Regions from separate parts of the Homo sapiens genome. Here region 2 is linked to region 1. Evidence: chromatin loops called from intact Hi-C (ENCODE). Cell type or tissue: heart left ventricle. All regions are shown on one strand. Region 1 overlaps GABRA2 (gamma-aminobutyric acid type A receptor subunit alpha2). Region 2 holds the start of LOC105374441 (a long non-coding RNA gene).

The links. A loop is a pair of places that touch in the nucleus more often than their neighbours do. Peaks named below come from ENCODE experiments on the same cell type or tissue, not always from the same donor. Only the 100,000 strongest peaks of a DNase experiment are listed, where the experiment ranks them.
Region 2: it touches region 1 in a loop (5-fold over the local background); 29 of 110 quality-filtered maps call a loop at or near these places.

The regions. Positions count from the first base shown.
Region 1 is chr4:46,261,573-46,269,572 of GRCh38, reverse strand. GABRA2 (gamma-aminobutyric acid type A receptor subunit alpha2) reads left to right here. Exons shown (of 10, transcript NM_000807.4): 9 at 7,445-7,647. Among named protein-coding and RNA genes, the nearest start is that of GABRA2, 120 kb to the left of the region's middle. In heart left ventricle, no CTCF peak of the experiment used is centred here; no DNase peak of the experiment used is centred here.
Region 2 is chr4:44,923,032-44,931,031 of GRCh38, reverse strand. It overlaps LOC105374441 (a long non-coding RNA gene), which reads left to right and starts at 6,445. Exons shown (of 4, transcript XR_925279.3): 1 at 6,445-6,491; 2 at 6,663-6,732. In heart left ventricle, a CTCF peak has its summit at 3,462 (motif pointing left); no DNase peak of the experiment used is centred here.

The sequences.
Region 1 (8,000 bases):
CAGCTGGGTGTATTTTCATTCAAATTGAATTATGAAACTTTTAATGCAGAATATTTGTAGTGAATATATAGCACTACTTTATCCTTTGTGATATTGTCATGGTATTTATCATGTAGGTATTCAACAACTTTTCAAACTATTTCTATATCAGTTAATAGGCCAATTTGCCACTCTGGCTTTTAAAAGCAGTGTTCAAAGAGGAGTCTTGTATATCACTTATCTCTATACTTTCTTTTTTATTCTCTATTGACACATAACTGTATATATACATATAGATTACAAAATGATGTTATGATTTTTAATACATGTGGGAAGATTAAAGTCAGCTAATTAATATATCTGTCACCTCTAATATTTAACATTTTGTAATGAGAATATTAGAAATACTCTCTTAGTGAAATAGAAGTTACAGAACTTAATTATTAGCTATATTTACCATACTCTGCAACTGTTCTCAAAAAAACATCAAAATTATTCTTCCTATCTGAGGCTTGGTACCCTTTGGTTATCATCTTCCCATTTCATTTATCTGACCTCACAGCCTCTAGTGACTACCATTCTTCTCACTGCTTCTATGAGTTCAATTGCTTTAGATTTTACCTATAAGTGAGAACATTGCTGTTTTTGTCTTTCTGTGTTTGACTTATTTAACTCAGCATAATATTCTCCAATTTTATTCATGTTGCCTCAAATGACAGAATTTCTTCTTTTTTTGAGGACTAATACTTTTCCATTGTACATATATACCACATTTTCTTTCTTAATTCATCCTTTGGTAGATACTTAGGTTGATCCCATAAGTTGGCTATTATAAGTAGTGTTGTAATGAACATGGAAGTGCAGATATCTCTTCACTATAGTGATCTCAAGTCTTTGGGGTAAATTCCCAGAAGTGGGATTGCTGGATCATATGGTAATTTTATTTTCTGTTTTTTGAAAAACTCCCATACTGTTTTCCATAAGAGTTATGCTAATTCACATAATTCACATTCCAACCAAGAATGTGCAATATACATCCTTGCCAACACATGTTCTCTTTTGTTCCTTTGATAACAGCCATTCTAAAATATATGAAGTGATATTCATTATGGTTTTAATTGATATCCTCCAATGTTTAGTGATGTTGGCCATTTTTTTCATGTATCTGTCAACTATTAACGTCTTCCCTTGAGGAATATCTTTTGAAGTCCCTTGCCTGTTTCTCAATTCAATTACTTGTTTTATTTCTATAGAGGTGTTTGAGTTTTTATATATTTTGTAAATGAAGCACCTTTCAGATGTGTGACTTGCAAATTTTTTCTACCAATTCACATATTTTTATCACTCTGTTAATTTTTTAAATATATGAAAACTTTTTATCTTGATGTAATCTCACTCATTTATCTTTGTTTTTGTTGCCTATGTTTTCACAGTCAAACCTAAAAAATCATTACCCGAACTAATGTCATATACCTTTTTCTTTATCTTTTATTCTAGGATTTTGTTATTGTTGTTGTTGTTGTTTTCTGTCATATCAGCAAGATACATTTTTTAGAATGGTAGTACAGGTCGACTATCCCTTATCCAAAATGCTTGGGACAAGAAGTCTTTTGAATATTTTTGGATTTTGGAACGTTTGTAGAATACATACTGGTTCAGCATCCATAATCTGAAAAATCTGAAACAGCATCCATAATCTGAAAAATCTGAAATCTACAATGACATCTTGGCACTTGAAACATTTCAGATTTTGGAGAATATTAAATCTGAGACTTTTAGCTGAGGGATCGTCATTCTGTTATAAAAACAAAAGTAGGAAGAATAAAAATAGCTAATGATTACATATTCTGTCCATTCATTAGATGACCCCCTAAGCTATTAAAACAGAGTCTTCAGTAACCCCTAACTAAAAATAATACAGACTTCATAGAATTAGTTAAGAAAAGCTAATAAACAAACAATAAGTACTTCAACAATAACAACAAACCCCAGAGAATGGTCAGAATCTGATTTCCAGATTTGCCACATTACAGTATTCCTAATGTCCAATTTTCAAAAAAGAATATGAGACATCCAAAATAAAGAGAAGCTATAACCCATTTTCAGGAAAAAAAAATCATTAGAAATTCTACCTGAGGAAGCCCAGACGTTTTACTGACCACACAAAGACTTTAACTGTGCTAACTATGATAAAAGAGCTAAAGGAGACCCTGTCGAAAGAACTAAAGGAAAATATAATAATGATGTTTCAAACACTTTACCAATAAAATGATATAAATTATTTAAAAATTGAAACAATTAGAAATTCTGTAGTTCAAATTATCATAACTGAAATAAAAAATTCACTAGAGGGGCTTACCAGCAGATTCAAACAGTCCAAAAAGAAAAATCAGTTACCTCAATGATAAGCCAATTAAGATTGTTGAATATGAGGAACAGAAAGAAAAAACAATGAGGAAAATTAATCAAAGTCTGTGAGACCTGTTGTACATCATCAAGCATATCAACACATGAATATACTGTAGTCACAGAACAAGAGTAGAAAGAGAAAGGTGAAAAAAGAATATTTGGACCATGCACGGTGGCTCACACCTGTAATCCCAGCACTTTGGGAGGCCGAGGATGGTGGATCATCTGAGGTCAGGAGTTCAGGACCAGCCTGGATAACATGGTGAAACCCCGTCTCTACTAAAAATAAAAATAAATAAGCTGGACGTGGTGGTGCATGCCTGTAATCCCAACTACTCGGGAGGCTGAGGCAGGAGAATTGCTTGAACCTGGGAGGCAAAGGTTGCAGTAAGCTGAGACCATGTCACTGCCCTCTAGCCTGGGTGACAGACTGAGACTCCATCTCAAAAAAAAAAAAAAAAAAAAAGAGAATATTTGAAGACATGGTGGCTAAAACCTTTCAAACTTGATGAAAACCATCTATCAGCACATCCAAGAAGCTCAATGAACTAGAAATAAAGTAAACGCTAAGAAATCACAACTGGATATATCATAATAAAACTGTGGAATGCCAAAGGCCAATAGAGAATCTCGAAACAACCAAATGTTACAAGCAAAGTAACACCTCATATAAAAGGGATCCTCAACATGATTAGCACCTAAAAAATCATCAAAAACCATGGAGACCAGAGGCCATGGGAAGATATTTGAAAAGAAAAATACTCAACCAAGAATTACTCATCAAAACTAAAATAAAATATTAAAAAGTAAATATAAAATTTATTTTATATTTATATTTAAATTTATAAATTTATTTTATATTTATTTTAAATATTAAAAATTAAATATAATAATTTGTTTACTATCTTATTAATATAAAATATTAAAATATTGAAATATTAATTTTAAAACATTAAAAATGAATATAACTAGACAGAAGATCAGCAAAATGTAGAAGACTTGAATAGAGAATACGCCAACTAGACCTAACATACTCTGGTCATAAAAAGCAGAATGCACATATTTCTCAACTGGGCATGGAGCATTCTCTAGGAAGATAATGCATTAGGCCATTAAACAAGTCTCAATAAATTCGAAGATTGAATTATTACAAAGTATGTTCTTACACCACAATAGAGTAGAATTAGAAATCAATAAAAAAGACAATTTGGAAAATTTGCATATGTAAACATTAAACAAGACATTTCTAAATAACCATGAAATCAAAGAAGAGATCACAAGAGGTTTTAGAAAATAAGATGAATGGAAACAAAAAATAACGTATGTTATGGAAAATACAAAAGCTTGTTCTTAAAGAGAAATTTGTATCTCTAACCACTTATGTTAAAAAGAGAAAAAAAATTCTCAAATCAATAACTTAACCATCTTCCTTGAAAAGTAGAATAGCACAAACTAAACCCAAAGCAAGAGGAAGAAAAATAAGTGTTAGAGTAGAGATAAATTGTAGAGAGAACAGAAATAACAAATAGAAAAAATTACCACACAGCCATAAGTTGGTTCTTGAACAGATCAATAACATTGACTTACTTTTAGCCACAATGACCAAGAAAAAAAGAGAAAAAAATCAAATTACTAAAATCAGGAAAGAAGATGGGACATCACTTCTGACCATAGAGAAAACATATATATATATATATAATATATACACAATATATTATATATATATTATATATATACACAATATATTATATATATATACACAATATATTATATATATACACAATATATTATATATATATTGTGTACACACACACACACACACACACACAGATACATATATAAAGTGGCAAGGCGCGGTGGCTCATGCCTGTAATCACAGCACTTTGAGAGGCTGAGGCAGGTGGATCACTCATTTGAGGCCAGGAGTTTGAGACCAGCCAGGCCAATACGACAAAACCCTGTCTCTACTAAAAATACGAAAACTAGTTGGGCATGGTAGCGTGCTCCTGTAATCCCAGCTACTCAGGGTGCTGAGGCACAAGAATTGTTTGAACCCAGGAGGTGCAGGTTGCAGTGAGCTAAGATCACACTACTGCATTTCAGCCTGGGTGAAATGTCAAGCAAGACTGACTCTCTCAATCTCTCTCTCTCTCTCTCTCTCTATCTCTCTCTCTCTTTATACATATATATATATATATGTATAAAGTAATTCTGGGAACAATTGTATGCCAAAAATTTAGATGATCTAGATTAACTATAACAATTCCTAGAAACTACTACACATGACCAAAATAGACTCAAGATTCTGAGTAAACCTTTAACAAATAAAACTGTGAGTTTAGTAAACAAAATCTTCCAATTAAGAAAATATCAAGGTCAAATGGCTTCTCTGGTGAGTTCCACCAAACATACAAAGAATTAACAACAATCTTTCTCAAAATCTTCCAGAAAATAGATGAGAAGGAAACATTTCCTGACTCACTTTATAAGGCCGTATTACCAAGATACCAATACCAAACTAGAGAAAGGAATCACAATAAAAAACCTACAGATCCATATTCCTTATAGATATAGATGCAGATGCCCTCAATAAAATACTAGCAAACTAAAATCAGCCACATTTTAAAAGGATTACATAGCATGACAAAGTGGGATTTATCCCAGAAATGCAAGGTTGGGTCAGCATACAAAAATCAAATCAATATAATACAACATATTTATGGAAAGTGAAAAAAAATGCAAACAATCATACCTATAGGTGAAGGATTAAAGTTTCTCCCTAACATCAGAAATAAGACACAGATGTCTGCTCTCACCAATTCTATTCAACGTTATACTACAGGTTCTAGCTAGGGCAATTAGGTAAGAAAAACAAATAAAAATATACAGATTGGAAAGGAAGAAGTAAAACTCTCCCTATTTGCATGATCTTATTTATAGAAGACCCTTAACGAACCACATCATAATTGTTACAGCTATTAAACAAATTCAACAAAGTTTCAGGGTACAAAATCAACGTAGAAAAAAATCAGTTGTGTTTTTGTACATAAGCAATGAACAGTCTCAACAGAATGTTAAGAAAACCATTCCATTTACATTAGCATCCAAACACATACAATATCTATAAATACATTTAATGAAGGAGATGAAAGACTTATACACTGAAAACTATAGAATGTTGCTGTATGAAATTAAAGAAGCCCTAAATAAATGGAAATGTTTATTATAGAGAAATAGAGAGAGAGAGAGAGAGAGAGAGAGAGAGAGAGAGAATTGATCTAATGGAAATATATCCTGTGTTCAAAGATTGAAAGACTTAGTATCATTAAAATGGCATTACTACCAAATATCATGTGCAGATTCAATGAAATGCCTATTAAAATTCCAATTACCTTTTTTGCAAAGATGAACAAAATGACCATAACAAAACCATAACAACATACAGAAATGTAAGGGATCCTGATTAGCCAAAACAATCTTGAAGAAAACTAAGACTGATGAATAAGAATAAGAAGGGACTCAAGCTTCTTGATTTCAAAAGTTAATTTAAAGCTATAGTCATCAAAACAGTGTAAAACTTGACTAAGGATAGATATGTATATCAAGGGTATAAAATTTGGAGTACAGAGATATCCCATATATCTATGGTCAATTGATTCTCAACGAAGTGTCCAAGATAATTTAATGGGGAAACAAAAGTCTTTTTTCACACATGGTGCTGGGACAATGGGCGATCTAGGTGCAAAAGAATGAATGTGAACATCTACCTTACACCACACACAAAAATGAACTCAAAATGGACCAAAGACTCACTGGTAAGACATAAAACTCTAAAACTGATAAGAAAAATAGGGCTAATTCTTCATGACCTTGGATTAGACAACAGTTTCTTAGGTATGACACAAATTTGTAATGCCCCATATCTTCCTCAATACCAGGAGAGTATCAATTTTTTAAAGTTTTACTAACATTTTGATGATAATACTGCTTTTAAAAAGCAACTTTTTTTGTATTACCTTTACAGTTGCTGCTGATTTGTTATTTTCATTTCCTATATTGTATGTATATACACATATATGTACATACATGTATATGTATATGTATATATGTACGTGTGTATTTGTCTTATATTCTATTCTTTTGTACAAAAGTCTCAGAGGAAAGCAACATATCTTTCTTTCTTTCTCTCTCTCCCTCCCTCCCTCCCTCTCTCTCTCTCTCTCTCTCTTTCTTTCTTTCTTTCTTTCTTCTTTCTTTCTCTCTCTCTTTCTTTCTTTCGTTCTTTCTTTCAACGGACTTTTGCTCTGTCGCCCAGGCTGGAGTGTAGCATCGTGATCTCGGTTCACTGCAACCTCTGTCTCCTGGGTTTAAGCAACTCCCTGCCTCAGCCTCCCAAGTAGATGGGATTACAGGCACCTGCCACCACGCTGGGCTAATTTTTGTATTTTTAATAGAGATGGGGTTTCACCATCTTGGCCAGGCTGGTCTTGAACTCCTGACCTTGTGATCCACCCACTTCGGCTTCCGAAAGTGCTGGGATTACAGGCGTGAGCCACCATGCCCAGCCTCTTGAAGTATGTTTAAATCACGGTTCCTTCATGATTACTTCTGTGGGTTATTGGTCCATTGCTTAACATGATTCAAATAAATGATGAACAAATTAATGTGAGGATTTTATAAGATTTCAAAAATATATATTAATTGTCAATGGGACCATTTAAAGTGCCTGCTTTTCCTTGTAGGTAATTCTACTTCGGTATCCCTAGTCTTTTTAACTTCAACAGTACTTAAGAAGAAGGAAGTTGATTTTTATACAGAACAAAAAATGGAAACCGAAAGTATTTTGAGAGTCATTACATCACGAAATATCATAACCATTTAAGATAATTAACTTTACACTTTAATATAAATTCCAGTATTTATTCATTTATTTATTATTATTTAGTGGATAAGAGTAGTAAAAGCTTTGGGGGCTGGAGGGAGAAAGAAAAGCTACTTCCCATGCTGTCCTGCTAGTACCTATTGATGTTTTCGATTCCTATCTTTTCTTTTGCAGGAGTAACAACTGTCCTAACAATGACAACTCTAAGCATCAGTGCTCGGAATTCTCTCCCCAAAGTGGCTTATGCAACTGCCATGGACTGGTTTATTGCTGTTTGTTATGCATTTGTGTTCTCTGCCCTAATTGAATTTGCAACTGTTAATTACTTCACCAAAAGAGGATGGGCTTGGGATGGGAAGAGTGTAGTAAATGACAAGGTAAGTGAGAGCTTCCGTGTTATCATTATTAAGAAAATACCCTAATGAATTCCGCTTGTAACAGATATGTTTCTAAAAACTGACATTAAAGACATCCATATATATATGAATTTGAATCATATCAATTTCTTTTAAAGTGTTCTTGCCTGAAATCCTTTAGGAGTTCTTGTAGTACTAATACTTCCATTAAAACCACTCCGTAGCATCTGTTGAGCTGTATGTGTCAGGCACTGTGCTAAGTGTTTTACATATGCTCTCTCACATAATCTTTATAGCATCCTTATGACTAGACTGCCTTCTTATTCTTATTTTTACTCATGAAGAATCTGAAGCAGTAAAGTTATTTTCTTGCC
Region 2 (8,000 bases), 1.3 Mb after region 1:
CAAAACACCGTTCTAAATCATGTATAAGACAAAAGGCCTCCGTACTTTGTCTGAAGTTTGGGGGCACTGACATTATTGACATTTTCTCTGGTTTCTAGCTTTATGCTTCAGTGGAAGGCACTCAGTGAACTATCCTGCCATCTGCTAGGGGCTAACAAACTGGAAACTGATGGTTAGATGACTCTCCAGCTGAAATGACTAGTGGCCTCTAACATTAGGAAAGTTTCTTGGACCAACCCACCCCACATTGTGCTTCTACTTCTACAAAATATTTTAAAATTCTCTCTCCCCTTCCTTTCCACCCCCTTCCTTTTCTTCTCTCCCTTCCTTCCTAGAAGCAAAAATCAAATTCTTTGTTTTATCTCTCAAATAAATAAATATATATATATATATTTGTTTTGGCTTCTGCCCTCAAGATATCTATTATCTTTTATAAAGACACTCTTCTAAAATAGAAGGTGAAAAAGAGGGAAATTCATATAATTACCAAGAAGACAGGACACTATGAATTACTAAAGTAAACTGAATGTCAGAAAAAAGCAATGCAAATCTATTGAAATATGACAACTGACATCCTGCTTTAGTGTGAGGAAGATAACAGGAACTGATCTGGACCATGGCAAACTGAAAAGGGCATGCCGGCCTAAAAGGGACAGCTGTTATTTAGCTACAAAAAAAAAAGTGTTTGACATGTGAGCACACTGATCTGGTCTTATGAGAGAATCTGGGAATCCAAAATGTATGTAAAATCTCCTAAGTTTAAAATATTGGTTTATTTTAATATATGATTCATGTCAAAGTAAATATGTCTGTGGGCTACATAAGGCCTGGGAAAACCAGTGGGCAACCACTGTTCTAAACAAAAAAATGTGTCTTTTTAAGTTAATTCTTGTGCCAGCTGTTAAGAAAATAAAATTTTCACAAGCACCCACATTATCTACATTTTAAATGCCACAGAAAGCAATTCAGAGAGATGTAGCTAGTAATTTGTAAAATTCAGAGCTGACAAAAGAAGGAGCCAATATGAAATGGCCATTGAATTTCCAAGTTTGCATCATGCAATTCAGCTTATTTTATATGTATCCAGCTTTAGGCTTTTCTTTAAAGAGGCACATCGACTATTAGCATTGTTATCACAAAGATGCATTGGCATTAAGGGGAAGCAATAAGGCAAACTGACCACTCTTCTTGACATAGTTATTTTTCTCAGCATTGAAAGTTATCACTGTGCAACATGCGATTATTATCCCTAACAGGATTGTTGGTTAAAAAGTGAACAGCTTTCAACTGCAATAATCTAACACACATTACCTCCTTCACTATTACACAGAGTACAACTTTTCAAATATGAGAAGAAAACTAAAAGATACTCTCTAGTACCTCTTAAAAGGTACTTTTTAAAAATTCTTTCCATTGTTCTGTGCTTTTCTACATTTATTTTGCTCGTTTAACACTCAGTGTGTCTTCTCCCCCATTTAGTCATCATACTCTTTATGGCATGAAAGGAGAATTGATCTTCCTAGAAGAAAGCACTGTGTGATTTTAATAAATGGGCACATTAACTATCTGGAATGAATATTCTCTAAAACTTTTGGTGTAATTTATAACAGGCTTTCATCACAGATAAAGCTGAAGTCAATCCTCAAAGACTCAAATACCTTTTGTTAAAAAAAAAAAGTCACACTAAAGATGAATTTGTACCACCAGAATTACTTTTTACCTGAAAGTGGAAATAGAACAGACTGTACAAACATCTCTCAGTCCATAGGAGCTACATTGAAATTCATATCCTATAATTCCTTTGCGACATACTATTTTTATCCTCTCTTTCTCCCTGAAATATCTTTTGTATTTTTAAGTACCCTGATTATTTTTGTAGCTAATAATAATTACAGTCATCACAATGACAAAAGTCTTAGGCAGTAAATGAAAGATAAAATTAACTACTGAGTTTCTGGAAAGGGAGTGTATTGTTCCTAGTTAAAGATTAAGGAAAGATTTGCTCTTAATAACAATGTTTAACACAGCTGTGCACATTTTTATGCCTACCTGCACAGTGCCAAGAGAAAAACGTAAGCCAAGGGGAAATCCAGCAATAAGGCTAAGTTTCACTAAAGCCACATTTATGTTTGTTAACATTTTGCCAGGTTTTCGCAGGGATTTCTATTATGTGATAATATCAAATATGTTACAGAAAAGCATTTTATTTTTCTCTTAGCTGAATAAAATGACAGACAATTTAAAGGAGTAAAAACTTGGTTTGGGTGGCTCTAGGTGTGTTCAGCTCTACATGTTTAGGAATCCCATTTTCTGAGCTCTACAGTCCCTCTTCCACTGTCAGTTAAGTGTCCTGGTTGAACCCTCAGGAACCCATCTATTGTTTGGGTCCAATAAAATACGGTACCTGAGAATAGAATGAATTCTGCTTATCGTTGTGCTACGGAAGGGAGTCCTGGTGGTTTTGGAGGTTAATGTGCCACAGCAAAGCCCATAGCTATTTAAGCAGAAGTTATTATTGCCATAGTGTAATGGTCTGTCAGCATTTGTCTGGTCCTAGCCTCCATCCGTCTGTTCAGAATCTGCATCCAACTCCATAATGGCCATCCTGAGCATGTCCCAGAGACAGAGGGAATTGGTCACTATTTCCATAACCCTCACCCCAAGTATACTAGTTGGGGAGATGCATTTAAAAATAGCTGTTCTTTATCCAAAGACTAAACCCTTGTTCGTGTGATTAAGACCCTTCTCTACTACCAAGCCTCCCAGACATAGACAGATTTCCTGGAGCTTTATCTATTACTTGTTGCCAAATGCTTCTCCTTCCATGTTCCACTAATCTGCCAAAAGAGCCACCTGTCTGCCTGGCCATCCCTGGACTTCCTTGTGACAATTGACCTGTCTGCACTTCCCTTCAAAAGGCCTTCGGTGGCTCTGATTCCCAGGCTGGATCATCTCACTACCAGTAACAGAGTCTAGATACTAACATTTAAGGAAAACCTGATATTAAATTCCTAAGACGTGGCTAAAAATGTATTAGAAGTCTTGACTCCCAGAGAGGCCTAATTTTGCTGTTAAGGTGACTCAGCAACAACTCAAAGAATCAAGTCAGCTCTTAGCACATAATTGATTTTAAATTTATACACCTTGTTTAGAATCTTGTTATAAAGCAGCAAGATTTTCCTTTAGGGAAGTATGACTAGCATTTTGAGAAATGATTATATCTATTTTGAATAAAACACTTTCCATTAGGGAGGGTGTTTTTGTTTTTTATGGTTTCTACAAATAACCTACAGAATAAAAAATGCATGGATGCATTCCATGAATACAATTAACAAATTGCAGAAGGTTTTGGAAACACATATACCAGACTTCCTGAAAATGTCAATATCAGGTCAGATAGGCAAAAAAAAAAAAGGTAAAAAGAAAAAGAAAAGAAAAAAATCCTGTCTTGTCCTATAGTGCCACCAGGTGGACAATATGAATAAGATAGTCCAACTACAGCAAATTCTCACCTGCTTTAAAACTCAAATGACCATACATCCCTGCATGCCTGAGACTAGCCAGGTTTCTACCTTCTGTCACAGCATACTCAATAACGAAGTTATTTTTTTACTAAAAGTTAGTTTAGTAAAAAAGTAACTAAAAGTTAGTTTAGTTAGTTTTTTAGTAAAAGTTTTTTTACTAAAAGTTTAGTTTTTTAACTAAAAGTTAATCTTTTACTGTCAAAAGATTCTGGGTTTAGATGAAAGTTCATAACTTGGATAGAGGCTTAGCTCAAAAGACACTACCTCCAGCCATTGTCTACTTGAGCTGTCGAATCCCCCTTGTTCACGATACCCCAGCCACGCTAGCCTTTATTTTCCTCAAAGATTTCAAGCCATTGTCACTGATGTTCCTTCTACTTGGAAGACTTTCTCTCTTTCTTCAGATTGAAATAAGGCTGTTTCTGCTCATCACTCAAGTCTCAGCTCAAATATAGTGACTTCCCTCTCTATATTCCAACTCTGCTGCTACTATCTGCCTTGAATCCAGCAAGACTAATCTCATTAGGCTGTTTATCCCTTTTCAAGACTATCTCTTCAAGAAGCCCCCAATTCCAAAGCACCCCTCATCTCTCACACTCTAATTCTCATAAGGCAGTTGGGGCTATCATGAGTCCAGGTGGGGCTGAAATAGTTCCGACTTATGCTTACTGTCCTGGCATTTACATCAGTAATATCCTTCTACATTTGCAAAAACACTCTGCTTGGAAGATAATTTATATACTCACTGGCCTATTCTGTATCCTTCAACCCTCACTCAATTTCTAAAAGCATCCATTGTACCCTCTGAGATACATGGCTCATCATCAACAAAAATCCTCTCAATTCATTCTCAAGCGCTTCTACCAGTGTTTTCTTTATTTTCCTGCCGAAATTAAAATCTAGTTATTACTTGAGAACTATGCTTTCCTACAACTCTCTCATGGAGCAATGGTTCCCTCCCCCTACAAACACAGCCTAGTAGGTATGAAAGTAAAAGAGACTAAGTCCTTATTCCTGCTTTTAGACATTTTTGCTTCCTCTTTCCTATTAATACCAGAGCTTCTAATTACATGTCATCCGATAACTCACTGTTGCTGTCATCTAATACCCTAGAAGCTAACAGCTTCTCAAATTTCTCAACAATTATAATCATAACTACCACCTTGATCTGAGCATGATGTAGCTCCTATAAATACTTTGATATTTTATTGTCAGAAGAGTTCAGTGGAACGTTACATGCTGTGTGGGAGAAATATCTTATATGCTATTGTCTTTTGCTTGGATTAGTGAAATAGCCTTCCACCTTGTCTCCATATTTCCACCTTTGTTCACCCTCAACATAGAAGCTGGAGTACATTTTGTAAAACATAATTTAACAAAACTACACAACAATTTCCATTTCACTTAGAGAAAAGTTAAAATCCTTAAAATGGTTTAGAAGGTTGTTAGCCTTGCTCTACCTCTCATTCACTTCACTCCAGTGACAATGGCCTCCTTGCTGTCACTTGAATAGGCCTCACATGATTCCAGATTACCCTCCCCCTCACTCTTCCCTCAGTCGGGACTGCACTTCCCAACTATCTGCATGGCCGACTCCCTCATGAATTATTAAAAAAAACAAAGGCTCAATTCCACCTTTTCAACATATTCTCCTTATCTCCTATTAAAAACTGCAGCCACCTCAAGCATCTTCTAATTAGCGTTGGCTTTTCCATGGTACTTTAAAAAATCATTTCTGTTATTTACTCATGCCAGAACAAAAACGCCACAAAGAAATTTTCATCTAACTTGCTACCAATGTATCTCAAGCACCTAGAACTGTCCCAGGACATAGTAGGTGTAAAATAACTGTTTTGAACAGATTAATATAATATTACTTAAGATAACTTATAGGTACCATCCCAATGGAGCCATACATATAAATATAATTTATGGATTTGTTAAATATATTCAGTTTTTGATTAGTCAATTCTGCTAATCAAAGATAAAAATTTAATGACATACACATCAAGTTCTGGGGTCTTCATCAGTGCTTTAATTGGATGGTCATGTGTTTTTGCATTTTATATTTGAATTCCTTTAAGTAACATATTTTTTGACTCAACATAGTTCCCCAAAATCCACCTTGTCTTATACCCAATTGATAGCACTGATTCTTTTTCTTTTGGTCTATTAGGCCCATATATATGTATTTGTGTTTGTGAACCCTGGTTTAAATTCCCAACACAGTGGCCAGAGGAATATTTCTTAAAGCATTATTGGATGTTCACCTTCAGCAGTCTTCAGCAAACTCTGTGAAAGGGCAAGTACAGGTCAGTCTTCATCCCATATACAAGCAATTCTATGAATATATATAGATGAGAAAGCATCACCAGATTATCCTACCTGAGGCTTCTGAGTCTGCAGACTCAAATGTAGAGTCTATTATCTTATTCACCTCCAAGGACTTTGCAGCCCCTAGAAGAGCATGTGATACCTAACAGACTTAGGTGGGGGCTGTATGAGGACTATGCTGTCCTATTCACTATGGTATGTCCAGCACCTACAACAGGCATGGCATATGGGAGGGGGGATACTTGCTGAATGAAGGAAAGAATATTTGCTAAATGAACAAATCTACCAGTGTGTGTCCTCTGAATGGAACTAAATGCCTTTTTAAATGCTGTCCCCAAATTGCCCTTCTATCAACTTTCCTCAGTTCCTGAAAATACTTTGACACTTTACTGCAAAAGGAGTTCGGTGACAATGGTACATATACCTGGGAGGAATATCTTATAAGCTATTGTTTCTTATTAACACCAAAGTAAGGATTCATTTACCCAATTAATTCACTGTCACAGCTAATGATTGATAGAAGTGCTCTAATAGAATACAACATGAAGCAGACATGCTTGATGAAGATGCCATGAAGAGGGAAACAGGAAGACGGAGTTATCTGAGAAAAGGTCTGCATTAGGGAGAAAATGGGTGAGTCAGGTGTGAGACTGGGAGCCAATGTGGAGTGATACCATGGGCAAAGTGAAGGTTGGGAGTTAAGGAAAGCATTTATCAGTTTTGTACAGATCTGCTTTTGTTTTTTGTTTATTCCAATATACATCTGTCTCAGTTCAATTGATAACTTTCTTTGTTTTTCTTTAGAGCCATGTCTTTTCAAGAACCAGGGAACCAGACAGATTATTCTTCTAGCTCTGGCATTTGATACCTACAGGTACTCAATAACTGTTGTAAATATAGTTAAATAAATCATTTAAATGTATGGTTCGATTGTTTTTGTAGGTGACAGATCATCGCTTTTCTTTACTAATACATTGAAATGTGTTGTGGTGAGGATTAATTGAGATGTTGTATGTAAAGCATTAAGCATGGTGCTGAGCACACAGCAGATACTCAAAAAGCAGTAGTTACTCATGGTAGTATAATTTTTTTTTCTTCTTACATTGACTTTTTCATTGGACTTCTGAATGAACCCCCACAATTCCATATATATTGCTGTGACTGCTCATGACCTAACATCTTAATTTTTCACTGGCCACAAAATGAAGTACAGTGCAGTTCACATAGTAAAACATGCAGTGTGGTTCACATAATAAAACTTTGGTAATGTTAACAAGAAAAAATAAAGGAGGTGAAAGATTATGTTTTCTTCTATAGAATTTTTGGCTTCACTTCACTTTGTTTTATTACTAGATTCAGAAGAAATTCAACTTTTACAATAGTGATGAACATAGAAGACTCAGGTAACTAAAGTAAAGGACAGCTTGGCCCTATGATTTTTACTATATGATTCTTCTAAGAACACACCAAAGATAAGTTGTTAGGGAAAGGCAAAAGGGGACTGTCTTTCAGGTAGTTTATAAAGAGATGCCTAAGTTCCTTAATGCTCCACACCTTGGCTACCACAACAAAATAAACTTCTGAAATGTGTTAAGTGAAAATAGTTAAATAATATCATTCTGTATTAATTCTGACTTTCATTCTAAAGCAAATTTGTACTTTTCATTAAATATGTGCATATGAAAAACTATTGATTCCATAAAAATACACAAAAATATATTCAAGATAATTAATAATATTATCATTGCCAAAAGAAATTTTTATCAAACTGAACATTACCTTCTATTTTACAGAGAAAATTCTCAAGTGTAGAGTTAGGGATGAGAATTGTGAATCATTTCACTTTGACTATGTCTATATGACAAATTACCAAGTTGGCTATTTAGCATATAAATTATTTCATTTATTTAGAAATAAAAAGTACAGAAAAGAAAATACATTATTTAAAAGACTTGTTATATTTAAATATATACTCCCTCCTTTGTTCTTGATAATTTCACTCCAAGATCACGGTAGCAGACTGAGGTAAAATAACAAGCATTTGGTTCTCTCCAGAAGCTAGTCTCACTAATTTTCATTAGGTTTTAGTAGACATCTGTCCCAACATTTTATTAAGATGATGAATCCAGAATTACTTAACAA